Regions from separate parts of the Mus musculus genome. Here region 2 is linked to region 1. Evidence: chromatin loops called from intact Hi-C (ENCODE). Cell type or tissue: gastrocnemius. All regions are shown on one strand. Links, peaks and the distances in the headings refer to the core of each region. The heading gives the core; the rest is flanking DNA. Region 1 overlaps Gm12496 (a long non-coding RNA gene). Region 2 overlaps Slc44a1 (solute carrier family 44, member 1).

What was found. Hi-C counts contacts between places; a loop is a spot of excess contacts. Peaks named below come from ENCODE experiments on the same cell type or tissue, not always from the same donor. Only the 100,000 strongest peaks of a DNase experiment are listed, where the experiment ranks them.
Region 2: it touches region 1 in a loop (3-fold over the local background); 10 of 42 quality-filtered maps call a loop at or near these places.

The regions. Positions count from the first base shown.
Region 1 is chr4:53,379,002-53,390,046 of GRCm38, forward strand. All of the region lies in intron 2 of Gm12496 (a long non-coding RNA gene), which reads right to left. Among named protein-coding and RNA genes, the nearest start is that of Gm12496, 19 kb to the right of the region's middle. In gastrocnemius, for the core only: a CTCF peak has its summit at 5,837 (motif pointing right); DNase peaks (open chromatin) are centred at 3,205, 5,852 and 7,584; H3K4me3 peaks cover 474 bases; H3K27ac peaks cover 1,339 bases.
Region 2 is chr4:53,539,465-53,550,509 of GRCm38, forward strand. It overlaps Slc44a1 (solute carrier family 44, member 1), which reads left to right. Exons shown (of 16, transcript NM_001374697.1): 8 at 1,837-1,976; 9 at 2,901-3,087; 10 at 4,078-4,243; 11 at 5,077-5,233; 12 at 6,221-6,304. Among named protein-coding and RNA genes, the nearest start is that of Fsd1l, 86 kb to the right of the region's middle. In gastrocnemius, for the core only: a CTCF peak has its summit at 5,639 (motif pointing right); no DNase peak of the experiment used is centred there; H3K27ac peaks cover 281 bases.

The DNA.
Region 1 (11,045 bases), core at 919-8,918:
CATGGCTCCCCACTGCGAATCTCAATAAAAAGAGATAGTCCGTGGTTCCAAACCTTTTATTGGCATGATGGAAAGTGGATGCATAAACCCACCCTACTTCTCAGGGTGGGCCTGGGATTAAATACCTTTTGCAGAGAGGAATGGCTGGGAAGGAATGCTTATTGGCTACACCCTCTGGGCTTCTAGGTACCTCATTAGCATAGAGATCTCTGTCTTGAGTCTACCTGACCACAGGTCACGTCTCTTTTCCTATTGTCTTTATCTGAGATGATAGGGATGCCTCATCTACACGTGGAAGGGCTTGGGGTCAATTCCCTTAGTGACTGATGGCCACAAATCCACGGGGGTGGGGGCTACACGACAGGGGCCTGGTGCCAGAGAGCAGGTGAAGCTCCTACTGTCTCTTCAGGGTCTCTGGGGCTTCAAAGCCTTTAGCTCAATGAGGACCAGCCTACCTCTCACAGTCCACTCCTTCTCCCCCACTCCCCACACGCATGCACTCTTGTTTTCCAACCACCACACCAAACCACATGTTCCCTGACATAATGCCTGGTCCTAAGGTTCCTAACAATGGTACCAAATGACTCTAGACCAACACCTATGAAAACATGGCTTAAGTAACCCCTTTTCTTATTTAAGCTGATTCTGTGACAGAAAAAAAAATGACTAATACAGCCATGCTCCCTTTCCTCTGTGCCATGATGACTGGCAGTGTCCCCAACAGTGGGCTACCCCGAGTAGCTGGTTAGCTGCATAAAGAAACCATGAAGTAGGACCATAGACTTGTGAAGGGCATTTGTCGTGTTATCATTGAAGGTTTTTTAATCATTCATTATTACAGCATGAGCGGTAATATCCTGAGTGATAAGTTCCCATTTTCAGGATTAATAAAAAAGAAAACCCTGAAGCCCATTTAGTGTGTTTGGGCTCCTAACCACATCTGTGTGTTATGTCTGTGAGTGCCAAGCCCTAATCTGTGAGCTGAGACCATCTGTACTGTGGTTGAAGATGGTGAATACTGTATGTCTGTCAGTCCTGTCCATCTGTCCTCAGCCATCATTGTCTGGTTTCTTTCCAGCCTCAAACATGTCGGGCATGTAGAGTTTACTGCTGGTTATACTAAAGGGATACAGGGAGTGCCCAGTTGACTATGAATGTTCTCATTATATCTATGATCAGAGGACCCCCACCCCCTCATGCTCTCCATTCAGGGTATTCTGAAGGAAAGGGTCCCTAAATGTCCACAGCTCCCTACTCAACTTCCTATACGTGTATACTTTTTTTAAAAGATTTATTTAGTTATTTTATGAATATGTCACATGCATGTCTAATGGTGTTAAGTTTACAAGATGGTGTTGTATCACCTGGAATTGGAATTTTGGAAGGTTGATTTTTTTAATATATTTTTATTAGATATTTTCTTCATTTACATTTCAAATGCTATCCCAAAAGTCCCCTATACCCTCCCCCCTCCCTGCTCCCCTACCCACCCACTCCCACTTCTTGGCCCTTGGCATTCCCCTGTACTGGGGCATATAAAGTTTACAATACCAAGGGGCCTCTCTTCCCAGTGATGGCAGACTAGGCCATCTTCTGATACATATGCAGCTAGAGACACGAGCTCCGGGGGTACTGATTAGTTCGTATTGTTGTTCCTCCTATATGGTTGCAAACCCCTTCAGCTCTTGGGTACTTTCTCTAGCTCCTATATTGGGGGCCCTGTGTTCCATCCTCTAGATGACTGTGAGCATCCACTTCTGTATTTGCCAGGCACTGGCAAAGCCTCACAGGAGACAGCTATATCAGGGTCCCTTCAGCAAAATCTTGCTGGCATATGCAATAGTGTCTGTGTTTGGTGGTTGATTATGGGATAGACTCCCCAGTGTGGGTTAGGAGCTGGGTCTGGACCCTCTGCAAGAATACCAACACTCTTAACTGCTGGGGTAACTCTCCAGCCCTAGATTTGTGTCACTCCCAAAGCACCTGCTATGTTCCTCCTAAGGCCTCCCTACACGTGTGCTCCTGGAGCCCCTTCAGTGGCGGCTTATTGTGTAAACCATTGTTCATAGTGGTCTCCTCTTTGGCTAGTTGCGGCCTGGCAGGTATTTGGGTCTTCCTGCGTATTCTATGCTAAATACTATTTAAAATGTCTCAAGAGTCACAGACAAGTTTTTTAAAAAAAGATTTCTGAATAAGGAATCAGAGAAGCAGTGAGCTGAATCTAGGCAAGCGCTTCCTTTAAAAAGCCGTAATGTAACAAAAACCAAAACAAAACAAAACAAAAAAAAAAACAGCTAGAATTTAAAAAAGAAAATTACAGCACTCTGAGGAAGAAAAAAATGTTTTCTTCAGTGCTGTAACTACTGGAAAGCATTCCTGTAAGTAACCCTAAGATGTAACATTCTTTGGTTCACACACTCAACAGTCAATGAAAATAGATGGGAACAAGAGAAAGCTAGAGTGGGTAATGGGGTTGAGACGACCAAAATCCATCATGCACCTGCGTGGAACACTGTAATGAAAACACTGCCACGTATACTAAACATTCGCTAAAAGAAGGGAAAGGGGCATGTGGGCTCATATTTAAATAACAGGCCATTGCCTCGCTGAGACATTGATAAAGCTAGCCCCCCAGGGGAACACCTCAATTAGCTCTATTTTCCAGATGATCAGATCAAGACCCTGAAGTCCGATTCTTGTCCCTGTTCCTCTTCTCAGAACAAATCAACCCTGTGGGAAAAAACTGGGCACCAGATAGCGCCGGCACAAATAACTGCCTCGTTTTTGCGACAGGCTGTGTCTCAGGACTTCTTGGCCGCCATAAGAGGGTAATGAGCCCATTGATCATTGCTGTGTTTCAATAAATATCTTTTTCCTGATAATGAGCCAATTTATAATCTAAACCCAGACATTGTCTGGCCTCAGAATACGTGATAAATATGTATCACCATAATTGTTATTATTTGGTACTGCCATCTGGGTCACTTTTTTTTTTTAAATAAAGGGGTTTTTGTGTGCTTTTGAGAGCTGCTTCTTCCAGGGTACCATGTCCTGGAGACGCTGTTTCAAAGAATGGCCTGGGAAATAGCAAGACATTGGAATAGCCGTCTCAAACTGTTTTCTACTGTATGCTCCCATTTCTAACAAAATCTCCAGCCCATAATGACCCCTGCCAATCATGCAGCTGCAGTTTCTTCGGCTCCAGATACACCAGGCCTGGTGCCAGATGTGGTGGAGAACGCAAAGTTTTGCAAGGGACAGACTGGTCCTTGGTACTCAGATAAATGAGCACTCTTATATGAGGCTGAACTGTGGGTGGCAGATAGGCTATTTTGCTCTCTCTCTGTGTACTTTACCATGCCTCATTCTATTCCACCATCAAAGAAAGTGGTGCTACTGTGAGCAGGTCAGCTTTAATATCACATAGATCGCTGTAAGGCAAAGTGATGCTTTGAGTATGAAAGGTGGGGGCGGGGCGGGCTGAGGTTTCAGAATGCTTTCAGCTACATCTATTCTGATGTCCCTGCATGAGCTTCCTTTTTTTCCCTGGCTACTTGGGTAAAGAGGCCTGGGTCATTTGCCTCCCAGGAAGGATGGAGCAGAGTGGAGTGTGGAGAATGTCCCCAGGCCAGTCCAGCATGGCAAAATGCTTTCTTGTAATTACATAGGAGAGGCGCTGGGTGCAAGGTGGTAAGAGAAACTATGCAGAACAACTAAACTAGGAGACTCACAAGGCCTGAGAGTTATTTAATTCTCAATGGAGAGGTAGGTACCTTCTACGAGCTTCAAGCACAGAACCAATGTCATCACTTGTTATCTTGATGTTCCTTATAGTAGTGAAGTAAATGATTTCTGACAAGACAATCCCAAAGGCTACCCTGCAGGACTATGTTGTGTATTTAACCAAGCTGTATATGTAACCCAGTAATTGTCTACTCACTGAAGTTCCTCCCTCCCCTGTGTCTTCAGGGTTTCTCAGCGTAACTAGCCCTGGCTGTCCTGAACTCACTTTGTAGACCAGGTTGACCTCTAACTCACAGAGATCTGCCTGCCTCTGCCTTGGGTGCTGGGATTAAAGACACGCACCATCACAAATGGCCAATTTTCCTTTCTTTAAATATCTAGAAGCATCCCAGTCTTTTTTTTTTTTTCATGTTCTTTTAGGTGAATGTGTGTGTTGCCTACATGTTTGTCTGTGCACCGTGTGCATGTCGGGTACCCAGCAAAGCAGGTGTCAGATCCCCTGGGACTGGAGTTACGGAGAATTACGTGAGCCATCGTGCGATTACTGGGAACTGAACTCAGAATCTCTAGAAGAGCAGCCAGTGCTCATAAATGTTGAGTCATCTTTCCAGCCCCAGATATCTCATTATTTAAGGACTCAGAGTCAATTTTATCATCTGTGATTTTTTAATTTTAATTAAATGTTAATTTTTAATGTATCAGCTTGCTGGACCCAAAACATTTGAGCAAATGATATTCTGGCTGTTCCTGTGAGGGTGTTTTTGGGTGAGATGAACAATGAAATCAGTGAACTTTGAGTAAAACAGATTGCCCTCCATAATGTGAAGGTCAAGGGAAACAAACCCTCGTCTTTTAAAGCCAGCAGTCGACCTTCAGCTTTGAACTCCATGTCATACCAACACTCTGGGGTTTCCAGCCTGACACCTATCCTGTAGGATACACAGTGAGGTTTTGTCTCAATAAAAGAAGGGTCAGGGGGTTGTTCAATGAACTCTGGTATAGAGCAAACTAAGCCCTGAGCTGATCTCCAGCACAGCAGAGAGAGAGACATAGACAGAGAGAAGAAGAACAAAGGAAGGGAGCGAGGGAAGGAGGGAGGGAGGGAGGGAGGGAGGGAAGAAGGAAGGAAGGAAGGAAGGAAGGAAGGAAGGAAGGAAGGAAGGAAGGAAGGAAGGAAGAAAGGAAGCCATTTATAAATTGTAAGTTTGACTCAAATTCCAATTCTACAATCAGACAAACTATTTCCTGTTTCTTAGTCTCTGTCATGTGATAGGTAATATTGGGGTCTACCTCACAAGGTTGTCATGAGGAGGACATTCAAAAGTGCCTGGTCCCTCCTGCTTGACTTCTGAATGAATATTAAAAAACTGTCAAGTGAACATATGTTGTCCTGGTCCAGCATGAAACTGGATCAATAAACATAATCTCAATAATTCCCCCAAAATATAGCTCTTCAGGCCCTGCTAGTCTCTGAGGTGCTGGGCCTATGAAGTCAGAAGGCAGGGCTGTAAAGACGGAAGGCAGAGTTGTAAAGATGAAAGACAAGGCTGTAAAGACGCGGTTGAGCTTGCCTGGCTCACAGAAACCTTTAAGCCTTGTGTGGGGTACATGTGGGTCTATGCTCACCGCGGCAGGGGGGGGGACGGGGGGACTGGGGGGGTATTGAAGATAATTTTCTATGGAAACTGAAACAAGCTTTCTCTTCACCAGGACCTTCTCCAAGCTTCCAGGCTTCCAGGCTTCAGTCATGGGCCCTAGAGCTAACAGAGAGCTGGTTTCTGTACAATACTTCTGAGCTCCCAGCAAGCCTGGGTGAAAAATAAACTGGGCAGTGGAAGGTGCTGGTCTCCAATCAGCGATCTTCCCTGGTGGTCCCTGTTCCTTTTCCTGTCACTCATATGCCTTGCTGTGTGTGCTCATTTCTCCCTGTCACTAAGAGTTTTGGACGTAGGACTGTTGTGTTGAATGTTTGTTTACTTCCAAAGAAAAGAGACTCCTATACCAGGTTGGCATCAATATTTCCACAACTTCTACTTGCCCACATCTCAGAAAAGGTGGTTCACTCACAAGTACCTGTCTTATCAAAAGCAAACAGCAGAGGGCAGTATGGGTGCTCCTTTCTGGGACACAGTTCACTAGAGCCACAGTTGAGCGATGGGTTTTCTCTGGTTGCTTCAGAGAAATAAAGGAGGAAGACTCGCGAATGTGCCCATTTTCTGTTGTTGCACTGTATGCCTTGAAAAGACACCCCCTCCCCCCCATAGCTAATAGCTATGTAGGTCAGAAGTTCAGGGCTTGCACAATTGCATTCAGTGAGCATGCGTGGGTGTGGCTGCCTGGAAGGAGTGACCCAGGAAACTGTCATTCCACAGGGAACCGTAGGCATGGCTAGCCAACTCAACGGTGCCAGCTACTTCAGTCAAGAAAAACAAAAGGACGGGGTCCAAGTGCTACTGAAGACTGTAGGAGATCAGCTAAATTGGGGGTTTGCTGTGTTTACAAACTCTCCCCCAAGAGTTCCAGAAATGTGAGCTGAGAGAAAATTTTATTTGCTAGAGAACACAACTAAATGATAGCATGTGCCAGGTTCTGAGTTCAACACCCAACCCACTATGAGAAGAAAAAAAGGGGAAAGAGGAGGAAAGGAAGGGAAAGGGGAGGGAAGGGGAGGGAGGAGAAGGGAAGAAGGGAAGGAAGGAGAGAGAGAAGAGGAGGCAATTTAATTTTCTGTGACAAAATAGTATTGTCACACAGTGCGAAAGAGCGTTGGATTCATCAGTGTAGTTTTATTTCCTGATAATGATTAAGCAAAACAAAAACTTGTGACACTAGAATGTCTCTACTCTGTCCTGGACCCCTCAAGGCTACTCTTTCTTGTCCTGCCTAAGGTACTCTTGTAGGAAATGAACACCGTGGAACTTGAGAGCATCAAAGGCAGCCGCCCCTCCTCTGCCTTCAACTAAAGCAATCCACTTAAGCAAAACTGGACTTAGTGGCTCTATTCCAGTCTATTCCAGCATACAGCCTGAGACCCGTGCAGCCCATCTGCCTCTTCTTAGTCTCTAGCATGTTATATTTTGTTTTAAAGAGTAGAGGCAGCTGAAGGTAGGTCCGTGCTCCCTCATCATGGGGGACCTTTCTGACCACTTGTTTAAGGAGTCTGGAAGCCATACTCCTCTCCTGTCTGGTATTTAAGACTGTGGTTCTGAAGGTCCCAGTTGGGGAAGGAGTATGCTTACTGTATGCTTGGCTCCAGGATGTCAGAAGAATCCACGCATCTCTCCTGACTCATTGGGACCCAAGGTGCCAAGCAGCCACATGGAGAGCAGCTTGTAAATGGGTCCCTCGGAGAAAAGGAAGAGAGGATTCTCTTTCCACCCTTCTTGGTGACAGTCCCACTTACAGGACATGGCTGTTAATCTTCCATAGGAAGTAGATGCTAATTCGGGCAGAGAGTGAAGAAGATATTACAGTGAAAAAAAAATAACCTACTAGAAACTTTGTGGGGAAAGGCTTATTACTTTTGGGTAACTCTGAAACATTTCGTTGCCTGCTTGCTTCTGTGCCACCAGCTGGCTTCCCATGGACCATAAACCCTCCAGGCACATTTAGTGTAAAACTGGTATACGTCTTCACTCATTCACTCTGGTGGCCACAACTGGGACATGACTCCATAAAAAGAGGAAGAGTCCCAGGGCAGCCACCAAGTCACTCACTGATAGCTACCCATTACTTCCTCTCCGTGGATTGTGGCTGCACCCCTTACCTTCCTATCAGACCTGACTTTTTTTCTGTCTCGCCTTTATCTCTGTGTTTCCATTTGGCAACCAAGCGTTCGTGAGCCAACAGCGCAGTCTAGGCCACACGCCAGCTCAGAGCAAACATTTAAAATTCATTAAGTGAATCTAACACTTTCTGCTTTGCTTCCAAATCACCATGTTCTCTCAGTTGGACGGGCTTGATCTCTCCCTTAATTTAGCTGCTATTTTTCTCTAGATGCTATCCTTTTCTATCCAAGACTGGCCACACAGATAAAGATGGCGACGCTCTTTCTTTTTTTTTTTTTTTTTTTTTTTTTTTTTTTTTTTTTTTTTTCCATTTTTTATTAGGGATTTAGCTCATTTACATTTCCAATGCTATACCAAAAGTCCCCCTTACCCACCCACCCCCACTCCCCTACCCACCCACTCCCCCCCTTTGGCCCTGGCGTTCCCCTGTACCGGGGCACACAAAGTCTGCGTGTCCAATGGGCCTCTCTTTCCAGTGATGGCCGACTAGGCCATCTTTTGATACATATGCAGCTAGAGTCAAGAGCTCAGGGGTACTGGTTAGTTCATAATGTTGTTCCACCTATAGGGTTGCAGATCCCTTTAGCTCCTTGGGTACTTTCTCTAGCTCCTCCATTGGGAGCCCTGTGATCCATCCATTAGCTGACTGTGAGCATCCACTTCTGTGTTTGCTAGGCCCCGGCATAGTCTCACAAGAGACAGCTACATCTGGGTCCTTTCGATAAAATCTTGCTAGTATATGCAATGGTGTCAGCGTTTGGATGCTGATTATGGGGTGGATCCCTGGATATGGCAGTCTCTACATGGTCCATCCTTTCATCTCAGCTCCAAACTTTGTTTCTGTAACTCCTTCCATGGGTGTTTTGTTCCCACTTCTAAGGAGGGGCATAGTGTCCACACTTCAGTCTTCATTTTTCTTGAGTTTCATGTGTTTAGGAAATTGTATCTTATATCGTGGGTATCCTAGGTTTTGGGCTAGTATCCACTTATCAGTGAGTACATATTGTGTGAGTTCCTTTGTGATTGTGTTACCTCACTCAGGATGATGCTCTCCAGGTCCATCCATTTGGCTAGGAATTTCATAAATTCATTCTTTTTAATAGCTGAGTAGTACTCCATTGTGTAGATGTACCACATTTTCTGTATCCATTCCTCTGTTGAGGGGCATCTGGGTTCTTTCCAGTTTCTGGCTATTATAAATAAGGCTGCTATGAACATAGTGGAGCATGTGTCCTTCTTACCAGTTGGGGCTTCTTCTGGATATATGCCCAGGAGAGGTATTGCTGGATCCTCCGGTAGTACTATGTCCAATTTTCTGAGGAACCGCCAGACTGATTTCCAGAGTGGTTGTACAAGCCTGCAATCCCACCAACAATGGAGGAGTGTTCCTCTTTCTCCACATCCTCGCCAGCATCTGCTGTCACCTGAATTTTTGATCTTAGCCATTCTCACTGGTGTGAGGTGGAATCTCAGGGTTGTTTTGATTTGCATTTCCCTGATGATTAAGGATGTTGAACATTTTTTCAGGTGCTTCTCTGCCATTCGGTATTCCTCAGGTGAGAATTCTTTGTTCAGTTCTGAGCCCCATTTTTTAAGGGGGTTATTTGATTTTCTGAGGTCCACCTTCTTGAGTTCTTTATATATGTTGGATATTAGTCCCCTATCTGATTTAGGATAGGTAAAGATCCTTTCCCAGTCTGTTGGTGGTCTTTTTGTCTTATAGACAGTGTCTTTTGCCTTGCAGAAACTTTGGAGTTTCATTAGGTCCCATTTGTCAATTCTCGATCTTACAGCACAAGCCATTGCTGTTCTGTTCAGGAATTTTTCCCCTGTGCCCATATCTTCAAGGCTTTTCCCCACTTTCTCCTCTATAAGTTTCAGTGTCTCTGGTTTTATGTGAAGTTCCTTGATCCACTTAGATTTGACCTTAGTACAAGGAGATAAGTATGGATCGATTCGCATTCTTCTACATGATAACAACCAGTTGTGCCAGCACCAATTGTTGAAAATGCTGTCTTTCTTCCACTGGATGGTTTTGGCTCCCTTGTCGAAGATCAAGTGACCATAGGTGTGTGGGTTCATTTCTGGGTCTTCAATTCTATTCCATTGGTCCACTTGTCTGTCTCTATACCAGTACCATGCAGTTTTTATCACAATTGCTCTGTAGTAAAGCTTTAGGTCAGGCATGGTGATTCCACCAGAGGTTCTTTTATCCTTGAGAAGAGTTTTTGCTATCCTCGGTTTTTTGTTATTCCAGATGAATTTGCAAATTGCTCCTTCTAATTCGTTGAAGAATTGAGTTGGAATTTTAATGGGGATTGCATTGAATCTGTAGATTGCTTTTGGCAAGATAGCCATTTTTACAATGTTGGTCCTGCCAATCCATGAGCATGGGAGATCTTTCCATCTTCTGAGATCTTCTTTAATTTCTTTCTTCAGGGACTTGAAGTTTTTATCATACAGATCTTTCACTTCCTTCGTTAGAGTCACGCCGAGATATTTTATATTATTTGTGGCTATTGAGAAGGGTGTTGTTTCCCTAATTTCTTTCTCAGCCTGTTTATTCTTTGTGTAGAGAAAGGCCATTGACTTGTTTGAGTTAATTTTATATCCAGCTACTTCACCGAAGCTGTTTATCAGGTTTAGGAGTTCTCTGTTGGAATTTTTAGGGTCACTTATATATACTATCATATCATCTGCAAAAAGTGATATTTTGACTTCCTCTTTTCCAATTTGTATCCCCTTGATCTCCTTTTGTTGTCGAATTGCTCTGGCTAATACTTCAAGTACTATGTTGAAAAGGTAGGGAGAAAGTGGGCAGCCTTGTCTAGTCCCTGATTTTAGTAGGATTGCTTCCAGCTTCTCTCCATTTACTTTGATGTTGGCTACTGGTTTGCTGTAGATTGCTTTTATCATGTTTAGGTATTGGCCTTGAATTCCTGATCTTTCCAGAACTTTTATCATGAATGGGTGTTGGATCTTGTCAAATGCTTTTTCTGCATCTAACGAGATGATCATGTGGATTTTGTCTTTGAGTTTGTTTATATAATGGATTACATTGATGGATTTTCGTATATTAAACCATCCCTGCATCCCTGGAATAAAACCTACTTGGTCAGGATGGATGATTGCTTTAATGTGTTCTTGGATTCGGTTAGCGAGAATTTTATTAAGGATTTTTGCATCGATGTTCATAAGAGAAATTGGTCTGAAGTTCTCTATCTTTGTTGGATCTTTCTGTGGTTTAGGTATCAGAGTAATAGTGGCTTCATAAAATGAGTTGGGTAGAATACCTTCTACTTCTATCTTGTGAAAAAGTTTGTGCAGAACTGGAGTTAGATCTTCTTTGAAGGTCTGATAGAACTCTGCACTAAACCCGTCTGGTCCTGGGCTTTTTTTGGCTGGGAGACTATTAATAACTGCTTCTATTTCTTTAGGGGATATGGGACTGTTTAGAAGGTCAACTTGATCCTGATTCAACTTTGGTACCTGGTATCTGTCCAGAAATTTGTC
Region 2 (11,045 bases), core at 993-8,992, 160 kb after region 1:
GGCTGACCAGACTGCATTTTGTTTCCTTCCCTGATTCACCCCTTAGAGGTTTTTATGTGTTTTCCAGCAGCCCTTTAAGATAAAGGCTTTAAAAAATGAGTCTGCTTCCTCTCCTTGCCTGTCGTCTTTTGGGAGTGGCTCTTTCCCACCTCAGAAGAGCTGCTTTTGTTTCTGTGGTTGGTCATTGGTCCTGTCCCAGTGGCGGTTTTTCTTGTTAAAGGCATGGCTTAGTCCACGATACGTCATAGTCTTCTGAAGAGTCTTGCTGTTCTCCTTTCCATCGGGATGAGTTGGCCAGGCTGACTCTCTTCCCTCTTGGTGTTAATTTTCCCACTGTCAGTCCATGTCTGGCAAAAACAGAGGGCCTGAGATCTGATACTCAGTTCCGATCTCTGCTCTTCCTGCTCGCATCTGGCTTTTCCTCTTCTCATCTGTGGCAGCCTTTGAGTCTGACTCATGTTCAGATATGTCGCTTTAATAATAAACCTCAATTTACCATTTACTGTACAAGGTATTTCGTTACTTAACTTGCCCAATTTCAGTTTTCTAATTTGTGAAATCAATAAGAGTGTTTACTAGCCGTAATGGATAAACTGGGTCACCCTCGGTGTTAGCCCGGATTCAGGAGCTTCATGCACAGCGGCTACAGTAAGTGTGCTGTAAGCGTCTACTGTGAGCAGCCTTAACGTAGGTGTTTTCACTCCGCTCTCCGACAGCTTCAGCCCCTCTCTGGACTGCCTGCTCCTATTTGTAGAGAGTGTAATTCTGTTCATTTTCCGATATGTTAAACAGTTTTCCAAGCAGCTTTCTGGTACCTTGGGACTTCAAAGGGGAAGAAGAATCTTTATATACTTTTAGTTGATTTGTTTTCCACAAGTTTTCATTAGAAGAAAACTCCACAGTTTACTATTCACCAACAAATAGGATAGGGAACTTACAGGTGGAGGTCGGCTTGATAAGTGTAGATCTTAGACCAACTTTTATCTGCCAGATATTTCTTATAGTAGTCTCCTTACTGTAGCCAATCACTGCTTTGCAGGATAGTCTGGCATGCAGGTATCCTTCGACCCATACCTCCCAGCATCTTTCTTGCTGGCCTGCTTTAGGATGGGTCAGTGATCTTTAGGATTAGAGAAGGAGCTCTCCTAGTATGCAGGGTCTTGCCTCAGCCTCCTAGACTTCTCTCTAGGATGCTTTCTCCTTACGTAGTTTCAGAAGTTGATCTTTCTCAGACGTTGCTGTCTTGCCCAGACACATCATCTCAGTGAGGCCTTGCTTATCAGTGTTAAAAAACTGCAGCACCTTCCTCAGCCTAGTATTGTCCTGCCTAGATTTTCCACTTAGATTTCACATTCTCCTGTGAGTTACTTCTGCTAGTTTACATTTCCTCATTGCTGTGTAAACTCAGTGAGCAGAGAGGGTGGGCATCTGTTTACTGTCCTGTCCCTGGTGAAGAGGTGCTAAATAAATTCATTGGGTGGAAATCCAGGTATATGTGGAAGTAGGTTTGCCTTGTTATTCAGTCTTTTTACGTCTGAGCTAGTATTAGAGATAAAAGCTCTTTAGCCCCCAAACCCAGTGCATTCAGAGGTTTCCTACTTTTGTTCCCACCTTTGGGGAGAACTACTTTTTTTGTCTGTTATTCCTTTATCTAATCTCTGTTCAAATATTTAATCAGTTGCATGGCCTTCAGCGCTAGGCCTTGTTATTATAGTTAAGTGGATTGTCACCGTGTCCCAAATGGTCATAAAAAGTGTAGGTCCAGAAAGTTAAGCATATATGTCACGTATTTACTTGTACTGATATTTGCAAAACCAAATTGTCGTGTATCTCCAGGTGGCACGGGTGTATTATGGTGGCTGTATGCAAAGCAAAGAAGGTCCCCCAAAGAAGCAGTTATTCCTGAGCAGCTTCAGATAGCTGAGGACAATCTGCGGGCGCTCCTCATCTATGCCATTTCAGCGACAGTGTTCACTGTGAGTGGGAATGCAGGCGGGGATCTTAGTGTTGTGTGCATATGGTCCTAAGTGGGACGGAGACTCCCTTCAGCCCCTGGACAGCTTCCCCATAGTGTACTCCCAGTTCAAAACTGCTAGAGGCCTCTCTAATCAATGAGTGTTCTTTTTATCCAACAGTTCCTTCTGCCCTGTGTGCCTTTTGAGATAATTTTCACTTGGGATGTTTATATTGTCATTTGCTAATAACACTTTTCTCATTGTCAAAATATAATTAACATCTTGGGAAACAATTCTCCATATTGCTGAATAATATATTAAGAAATAGAATATCATTCCTCTTACTTGTTCATTTGTTATTTTTGCTTGTATTTAAGACTTACCTTTTAACAATGCATGTGGTATTGAAAATGTAAGTGAGACACACTCTACTTAGACATGTGTTAGACAGTGACAATCTCACTGACTAGCCTGTAGTTAAAGGAGGGAATCATCTCAAGTTTGTTTTTTTGAGCATCCATGAGACTAATACTAACAATAATGGCACTAAAACTATTGGCTCCAAAGATATTTGTTAGCCGTGCTTCTTTAACTAGAGTTCTCTATGCTAGCTTCTAGAGGAACGGGGTGGAGATTGTGAGTAGCCAATGGTTATTCTGCCACAGGTCCGACCTTAGGAGCTTCAGTCAACAAAGGAGATGAAATACAAAGGAGCACTTCCCTTGCTTTGAGGTGGTAGCATATAGCTCTCCCAACATTGCTCAGACTGATAGGCATGCTGTGCAATTGAAAGAGTCTTGTCCTGACTGACAGTTTGACTGGTAATTAGTGGGCAGAGGGAAGGTCTTCATAGACTGAGGAAGTTCCATTAGAGTTGTGCACCATTGTGCGGTTTGGGTTTTCACCACTTACAGACTCGATGCTCTCCTCTCTTCCCCTCCTCAGGTCATTCTCTTCCTGATCATGCTGGTTATGCGCAAGCGTGTGGCTCTCACCATCGCCTTGTTCCACGTGGCTGGCAAGGTCTTCATACACTTGCCTCTGTTAGTCTTCCAGCCCTTCTGGACGTTTTTTGCTCTCGTCTTATTTTGGGCATACTGGATAATGACACTTCTCTTCCTTGGCACTACTGGTAAGAAATGCAGTTTCTTCCCCCGTTCATGAATCTAATTTGTACCCGTACATTTTAAGTCATCAAAGAGGTTAGGGGTGTAGCTCAGTATAGAATGCTTGCATCCATGGGTGAGAGCCTGTTGGTCCCTAGTACAATACACCCCCCCCCCAGAGAGATAGAATTCTTCATAAATTTGTTGACAGAGATCTAGTAGCCATCAAATCTTAACAAGAGGGGGCATCAATAACTCATGCTCACTTCATGACTTTTAGCAGATCTTAGCAATTTGGATCTAGACCAGCTAAGCCCTAAAACATCTTAATTTTGAGAGGGTCATGGATTTGAAGTGGATTCTCTATTTACTCGGATATTTGGATCCATTTTGAAATGAATTAATAAATTCATAGCCATTGTGCCTTGCTTCACAGTCCAGAGTCATCCTGGACTACTATTGAGTTCCTGATAGTGGAGCACAGGACCAAATATTAAGATATGGGTGTTAACTGTGAGAGGTGAGGGTAATGACGGTGACCTTGTGTGAAGCATCTCTGTCCAGTCAGCTCATACTCAGTAAAGGAATAGGACAGTTATTTCTATGCTTAGAGAATAGTTTACATCTATAATTACTGGGTAAATAAAACCCTGGGAAGGAAGGAAGGAAGGAAGGAAGGGGAGGGGAGGAGAGGGGTGAAGGAAGGAGGGAGAAACAAACAACATTCAGGCCCAAATAACTGATAATGGAATTAGAACTATATCTAAATAGATTAGTTTAAACACCTTTGACGATGCCTTAGAAGAAACCAAATGTGTAATTGTGTGATGTTTAGTTTTGCAACTGTTTAAAGTTATAACAATTGCGTCCCATAGTGAAACCGCACTAAGAGCCAGCATATTGAGTGTTGTGTGTCGCAGGAAACCCTACTGCTTGTTCACAGTCCGTAGCCACGGGTCTTAGTTTCTGCTATATGTGATGTGTGATGCTTCTTTGCTTCCTTGACATCTTCCCAGGCAGTGCTGTTCAGAATGAGCAAGGCTTCGTGGAGTACAAAATCTCCGGGCCTTTGCAGTACATGTGGTGGTACCACGTGGTTGGCCTGATTTGGATCAGTGAGTTCATTCTCGCCTGTCAGCAGATGACTGTGGCAGGAGCTGTGGTAACATACTACTTTACTAGGTGAGACTTTTTACCTACAAGAAAACCCTAGTTCATTGAGTTAGCCATGGCTACAGGCAAAGATAGTGGGGCTAAGGCAACAACCGTCTCTTTTCTGTTTTGTTTTGTTTTTTAAAAAAGGGAGTTGGAAAGGATGTGACAAATGTATGGTTGGTAACTTTGTGGAGTGGATATTCCTCCTCTCACACTTGGCTGTAATTGCCTCCAAACCAGCTTAGCAGACCATGGTGGGACCTAAGGACCTATAAAGAAGTAAACTTGGTTGAGTATCAGGTTAAGAGACCATTAAAAGGCAAGCTTCATTTGTTTCTCTCAGAAGAACTGTCGTGAGACCCCTTTTGCTACCTTCAGGACTGAGACCTAAAGGAATAATCTATTCAGTAGTCTGTTCTGAGCTGCTGGCTGTAGAGATTTTGTTGGTTTTGTTTTGGAGACAGCTGGCTGTCCTACACTAGGCTAGCCTCAAACTCACAGAGGCTCGCTTGCCTCTGTCTGAGCTACCATCGCACCTGGCCAGCTATAGACTGTTTCTTAAAATTCCATTTTCTGATGATACAGTTTATTCCTTAAATAGTCACTAATAAGAACTTTCAAAACCAGTTTGATCTAAAGTCACAGAGCATAAGAACTGCTCTGTTGGTGTTGTAGAGAAGTGAAGCTGATTTTGTAACATTTTTACCACAGTTTTGGTTACTTTGTCAGTTTGTCCTAAAGCTAGATAATATTGCTGTGATTTTTTTTTACACTACAGTAGATTTCAGACCATATATATCTGTATTTCCTTCCTGTTCTAGATTTTGTTTTAATTATCTTCTTGATCATTTTTAAAACAGGGATAAACGGAATTTGCCTTTCACACCTATTCTGGCATCAGTGAATCGCCTTATTCGTTACCACCTCGGTACTGTGGCAAAAGGATCCTTCATTATCACCCTCGTCAAAATCCCCAGGATGGTCCTCATGTATATCCACAGTCAGCTCAAAGGGAAGGTGAGAGCAGTGTGTTTAGCCAGGCTCTCTTGGGGCGCATACACCAGACCTCAATTCTGCACATAGTAGGATAAACTTCTAGATGTTTTCTTCAGAGTCTGAACAAAGTGGGATCCAGTTCTTCCTCCATGTCTCCCATGTACACATTCCACATGCCCTGAACAATCATCTGTCTAACCACGAGTCACCAAGTTTATTGAAACAGAAGCACTTCTCTACCCTTTTTCTTAAGAACCCATAATAACTATATATGATGTGGGTGTGGCATGTTCTGATACATGCATAAGTGTGGAATAACCAAGCCTCCTAGCTTCACAGCACTTATCATATCTCTGTGCTAAGAATATTCATACCCTCATATCCAGGTCAGCTCTGTTAGCCAAGTGTCCCCAGTAGGAGACAGCAGAGGGCAGTGAGTCTAACAGTAAGTCTCTAACCTCTGAGCAGAAGCAGGGGAAGTGGCCTTTGACATTGATCTGGGAAAGGATTTTTTCTTTGTTAAACAGAAAGAACAGGCAACAAAAATGAGCCTGAAGAGTCAAGAAATCCACCTAACCCGTATCTCTCATAAAGGGTTGCTGTCTAACATATATGAATCCCCTACTGACTTTGGAAATAATTTGTGATTTTCAGCATGGCTGTGCTCACAATCTACCTTTCCCTGGAACCTGGTCCAAGAATGTTCTCTTCCTGTTCCCCACCCTCACAACACGGTGTCACCAACCATACTCTGACTCCAACCTTTGGGTGTTTGACATTTATTTTGTCTTGCTGGTCCTGTGTCTTCCTCTATCATATATGTAGTCGTTAGTATATAAATGTTGCTTTGAAGTGATTTGAAAATAATTGGGGAAGACGTAGGTATGGAGGCCTTAACTTACATTGTGATTTTAAAATTTTTATGTTTCTCGAATTTGAAGTTGTTTTCATGATGATTAGATTTTTGCTTCTGTGTTTGTTAATTATTTTTGCCTTTTCCTCTCTCAGGAAAACGCTTGTGCACGATGCATGCTGAAATCCTGCATTTGCTGCCTTTGGTGTCTTGAAAAGTGCCTGAGCTACTTAAACCAGGTAACACACACTACGAGTGACCCACTTTCAAATAGACAGGTGCCATTCCTTCTTCCAAGATAAATTAATTGAACTTAATTGAAAAAAATCTGTGTTTTTCTTCTGGCATTATACATTGTTTTTTGACTGAGTATACTCAAATTTTGTTCCTGTTTTTAAACTAGTGTATTTGCTCACTGACGTTATTATGTTAATCTCAGTTTTGATACATGGATAAACACATCATTGGGTTCATCTTTCTTCAAAAGTCCCTTTTTTCTTAATTCACATCTTTTTTTTGTTCTTGCATTATGTAAGTACTGTTTGAAAGCTTTATTTTAGTGGAAATCTGCTCTGGGTCCTTTTTAGACCTTGACTCTTCTGCACAGTTGCTGCTCTTGGTAGAGATAGCTTGTTTCTTGTTGTTTTGTTTTAATCAAACCGTGAGATCTCTCCAATATTGGCCTGAGGAATATTATCAGAGGAAGTGTTGTTTCTTTTCTGTTTCTGTGTGCATCCACATGTGTGGAGCCCTGAGGTCTATGTGTGCATGTCTCTGTGTGCATCCACATGTGTGGAGCCCCGAGGTCTATGTGTGCATATCTCTGTTTGCATCCACATGTTCAGAGCCCCAAGGTCTGATACCTTCCTCTATCATTGACCACCTGTTTTTTGAGTCAGGGGCTCTCTGAACCTGGAGCCTGCTGATGTGGTTAGCCTTGCTGGCCGTCACACTTTGGGGAGTCTCCTGTCTCCTCAGTTCTGGGATTACAGGTGCATGCCCCAGTGCTCAGATTTTACATGACTTTAAGACTCAGTCCTCATGCACGGCAAGCACTTTACCGACTGAGCCGTTGTCCCAGCCCTAGGAAGCAGCACTTTGAAGGCTGACTGAAGGAGTTGACACTTAGGGACACAGGTTAGGCCTCCCTCTGTGTTTCTATATCTAAACAAGCAGAACTTGGCTGTAGAGCTATCTTGTCCTCATTTACTTTTTTTGTTGTGCGTGCGTGTGTGTGTGTGTGTGTGTGTGTGTGTGTGTGTGTGCGCGCGCGCGAGTGCGCTCCATAGCTAGCATGTTTGCCCCTGAGCATCTTTTTTAGTGTGTGTGGTATGTGTGTGTATGTGTTGTGTATGTGTGTATGTGTCCTCCATAACTAGCTTGTTTGTCCCTTGACCATCTTGTTTAGTGTGTGTGTGTGTGTATGTGTGTGCATGTGTGTCTATGTATGTGTATGTGTGTGTGTATGTGTTTGTGTGTGTCCTGCATAGCTACCGTATTTGTCCCTGTGCATCTTGCCAGCCATTCTTGTCATCTAGTTTTTGTTTACTTTCTCATTCCCTAACAATCAATTTTAATGTATTGATGCCCTCATTCAACAAGCCAAAGCGAAATTGACTTTCTTACCATTCACCTCTAAGTGATCGACTTTCCCTCCACTTACCCATAGCCCTGTGCTCCGCCTTCACTGTATATTATCCATAAGGTGGATGTTCTGTGTCACTGGTATCGGGCATGCCTGCATTTGCTTTATTGAGCGAGCTCTGTGGCTAATATGAGCAAGTGGATATAATGCTTCATTATATTTAATAAGAATATATTCAACATGCTTTTACAGGTCATATTATTATCTGTGAATGAACAAGTGTTTGGAAGCTCATTTAGAAATATTAATAATACCCAGAACAACCGGAAAGTTTCTTTAAAATTTTAACTGGGAACATTTGATAGACCGACTAAAAGTCATTGTCCTTAAATGGTCTCCTTGCGTAAGTAGCACATCCTCAGGATGTCAGGCTTAGATTGCATCTCTGGGCTCCGTTCCCCGCCCTGTGCCAGAAACCCATCCTTGGTAACCCTTCTTGCAATGGCCCAGCCCTCTGCTGAGCTTCAGGGCTTGCCTCAGGAAGAACATTAAGGAGTTGAAACTGTCTGTCACTTCTTTATCTTAAGCTGTAGACTGACAGCTTAAAGGCAGAAATCTTATTTGCTTTGTCTTCTCAGAAGGTAGCAGAGTGTCTGATTCACAGGCACAGGTGGTCTTCAGGTGCCTTTAGACTGAATTATTAGTTATGCCAGTATTATGTAGGTTCTAAAGGGCCAACCAAGTGAGAGTCAACTCCATTGAAGCCGTGTAGCTGTAGTGAAGAGGAGGGGGAACCCTACACGTCATGCCAAGTAGTCAATGACAAGTGAGATCAACAGTGTTTCTACCATACCTAACATCTTCAGTATGGTTACGTCATTTCAAATAAAGTACTACAGATGCCTGACAGAAACAGCTTAAGAAGAGGAATTTGGCTCATGGTTCGGTCATCATGGTAGAGTTTATGGCAGGAGTCCATGGTGGACGCTTTTACCACAGCAGGCCAGGAGGCAGAGCACAGGGCCAGAAGCAGGGACTGAGCAGTGACCTTCAGAGGCTCAACCTACTTTTTCCAGCCTTGCTTATTGAAGGTTCCACAGCCTCTAAAACAGAACCTCCAGCTAGGGGGCAAGCCTCCAAAACATGAGCCAGTGTGGGACCTTCCAGATTCAAACATAACCATATCCTATGTCAGTAGCTCACTTGTAATTGTGTGATGTTAGCGATTCTCATATAGGAGTTGTCCAATTTGGCTCTTCATTTGTAGACACGATAGCTGAGTTTTCAGGAGATGCATTCAAGTAGTAGTAGGTCAAATATGAGCAAAGCTTTGTGAAGAATTCTAGACTCACACTTAGTAGTTGTGTTTGGGACAATGGAGTCCTGCTCTGTGGGGACCGATTATGTGTGGTGCTTTATTTGAAATAATGTAACCAACCATATTGAAGCTGTTGGAAAGCTTCCTGCCGTGACAGGTAGAGCCTAACGAGCAGTTTTCTAACAGCAGTGTATTTCAAACTTCCGGGGAGATGGTTCACAGCTTGGTCAGTACCTATTTGTGTGAAGTGTATAAAATGCTGAGAGTCATGGCAGTACTGAGAACTGATCTCCAGACAGCCTTCTCCTGCCCCCTGAAACACTGAGGTATGAGAGCATCCAGGGCTAGAGTCACCTTTCTTAGTGACGTAGTGCATGCTGTATAGATGTTTGGTGCCTTGCTGGAGATTGAACTGTGTTAAAAGTTAGCTCACATCTTCCGATGTCACCTCCGTGAGTAATCAGGGTTCAGATTGTAAAGTTTTTCCTTCCCCTGCTCCTGGAATTGAGCCCATATTTTTAGAGCCCTGTTGAGGTAGTATGCCGTGGAGAGAGTTCAGAGACAGATAGTGTAGCTTTTGTGTAAGCTCAGTGGAGCCTGTAACTCAGTTCCCATCCTTAGTAAGTAGAGAAAGAAATATATAATAGCTGTCATCATCAGGATTAAATAGGGTAAAATTCAGTACAGGTAAATTAACTTGTACTTGGCTCTTCATGGCTGTCTGGTACATGTCACTTGACTATTGCCTCAATTTTCCTCCTCCTCCTCCTGTTCTTCCTCTTCCTCTTCCTCTTCTTCTTCCTCTTCCTCCTCCTCCTCCTCCTCCTCCTTCTCCTCCTCTTCCTGATAATTGTGTGTGTGTGTGTGTGTGTGTGTTAGTTTGTGTGTGAATGGGAGTGCCCACAGAACCATGAATAGCATATTGGATCCCTTAGAGTTGGAGTTATAGGTTTCCTTCTTTCTTCTTTGATTAATGCTCTGACATGTCAGGGATTCGTTTGGTTAGTTGCCTTAGGATCAGTGAGAAGTCAGTGTGTCTCCCACTATGAAGCGCCCAGTTAATCACCTCTTGAGTTCTTCTCTGCTTTTTATGACATGGAGTTGTATGTAGTCCAGGCTAACCTCACACTTGTAATAGTTCTTACGTTACGCTGCTGCCCTCAAGTGCTGGGATTATTAAATCATTTATAGCACACAAGTCTATGATAAGACTTTGTTTTCTCTACTATTAATCTGCCTACTTTTATATCAATACTATAATAGTGAATTGTTACAGTTTTTTATATATATATATGTTAAAATCTTATAATGTGGTCCTCACTTTTATTTTTCCTAGGTCACTTGCTTACTCTCTGAAAGTGTCTTTAGAGCGCAGGGAAGCTGTGGTGTGGATTATACTGCTCTGATGAGCACCGCTTACCACACTGCCCGTCACTCTGCCCCATGCTTCCCGTGCAGAAGTCCCATTTAAAGTCCTGTTTTGCCCAGTGCTCTTTAGAAGGTGTCTGTCCTCTCCTTGAGTTGGCTCATCTGAGCTTTTTGTTGTTTCTTCTGAGGTTTGCATGCAGCCTTTGAAAGCCTGGAGCAGAGCCAGAAAACTGAAGCATGCAAGGGGCAGTTGGGGCATCTCAGACAAGAGACAGTGATGCAGAGTGTGACCTAAAGGACACTGTGACATCGAAAGCAGGCAGTTGTGATTGGGATCTTCAGTCTCCCTGTTTTCTGAGAAAGGAAAAATAAAAATAAAAACAAAAACCATACACACACCAAAATTCTAAATGTTTACATTTTGTCTTCTGCTATTAAAATTGACAGTTAATTTAGAAAACCAACCCCCCCCCCCCAAAAAAAAACCCCAAACAAGCAAAATCCAAATGAGCCTGAATAAATAGTTCTTAAGGCTACACAGTGTCAGTCATCCCTGGGCCAACAATTTGTTGCTGCTGCTCTAAAGGATTTACAGAGAATTGAAACACCATTTATTATTTATAGAGTAGGTGCTAGAACTGTACAGACAAACAGTGACCTGTGAACACTCCTTGTTCATTAGTGCTGGACAGGACATGAAGGTGATGAC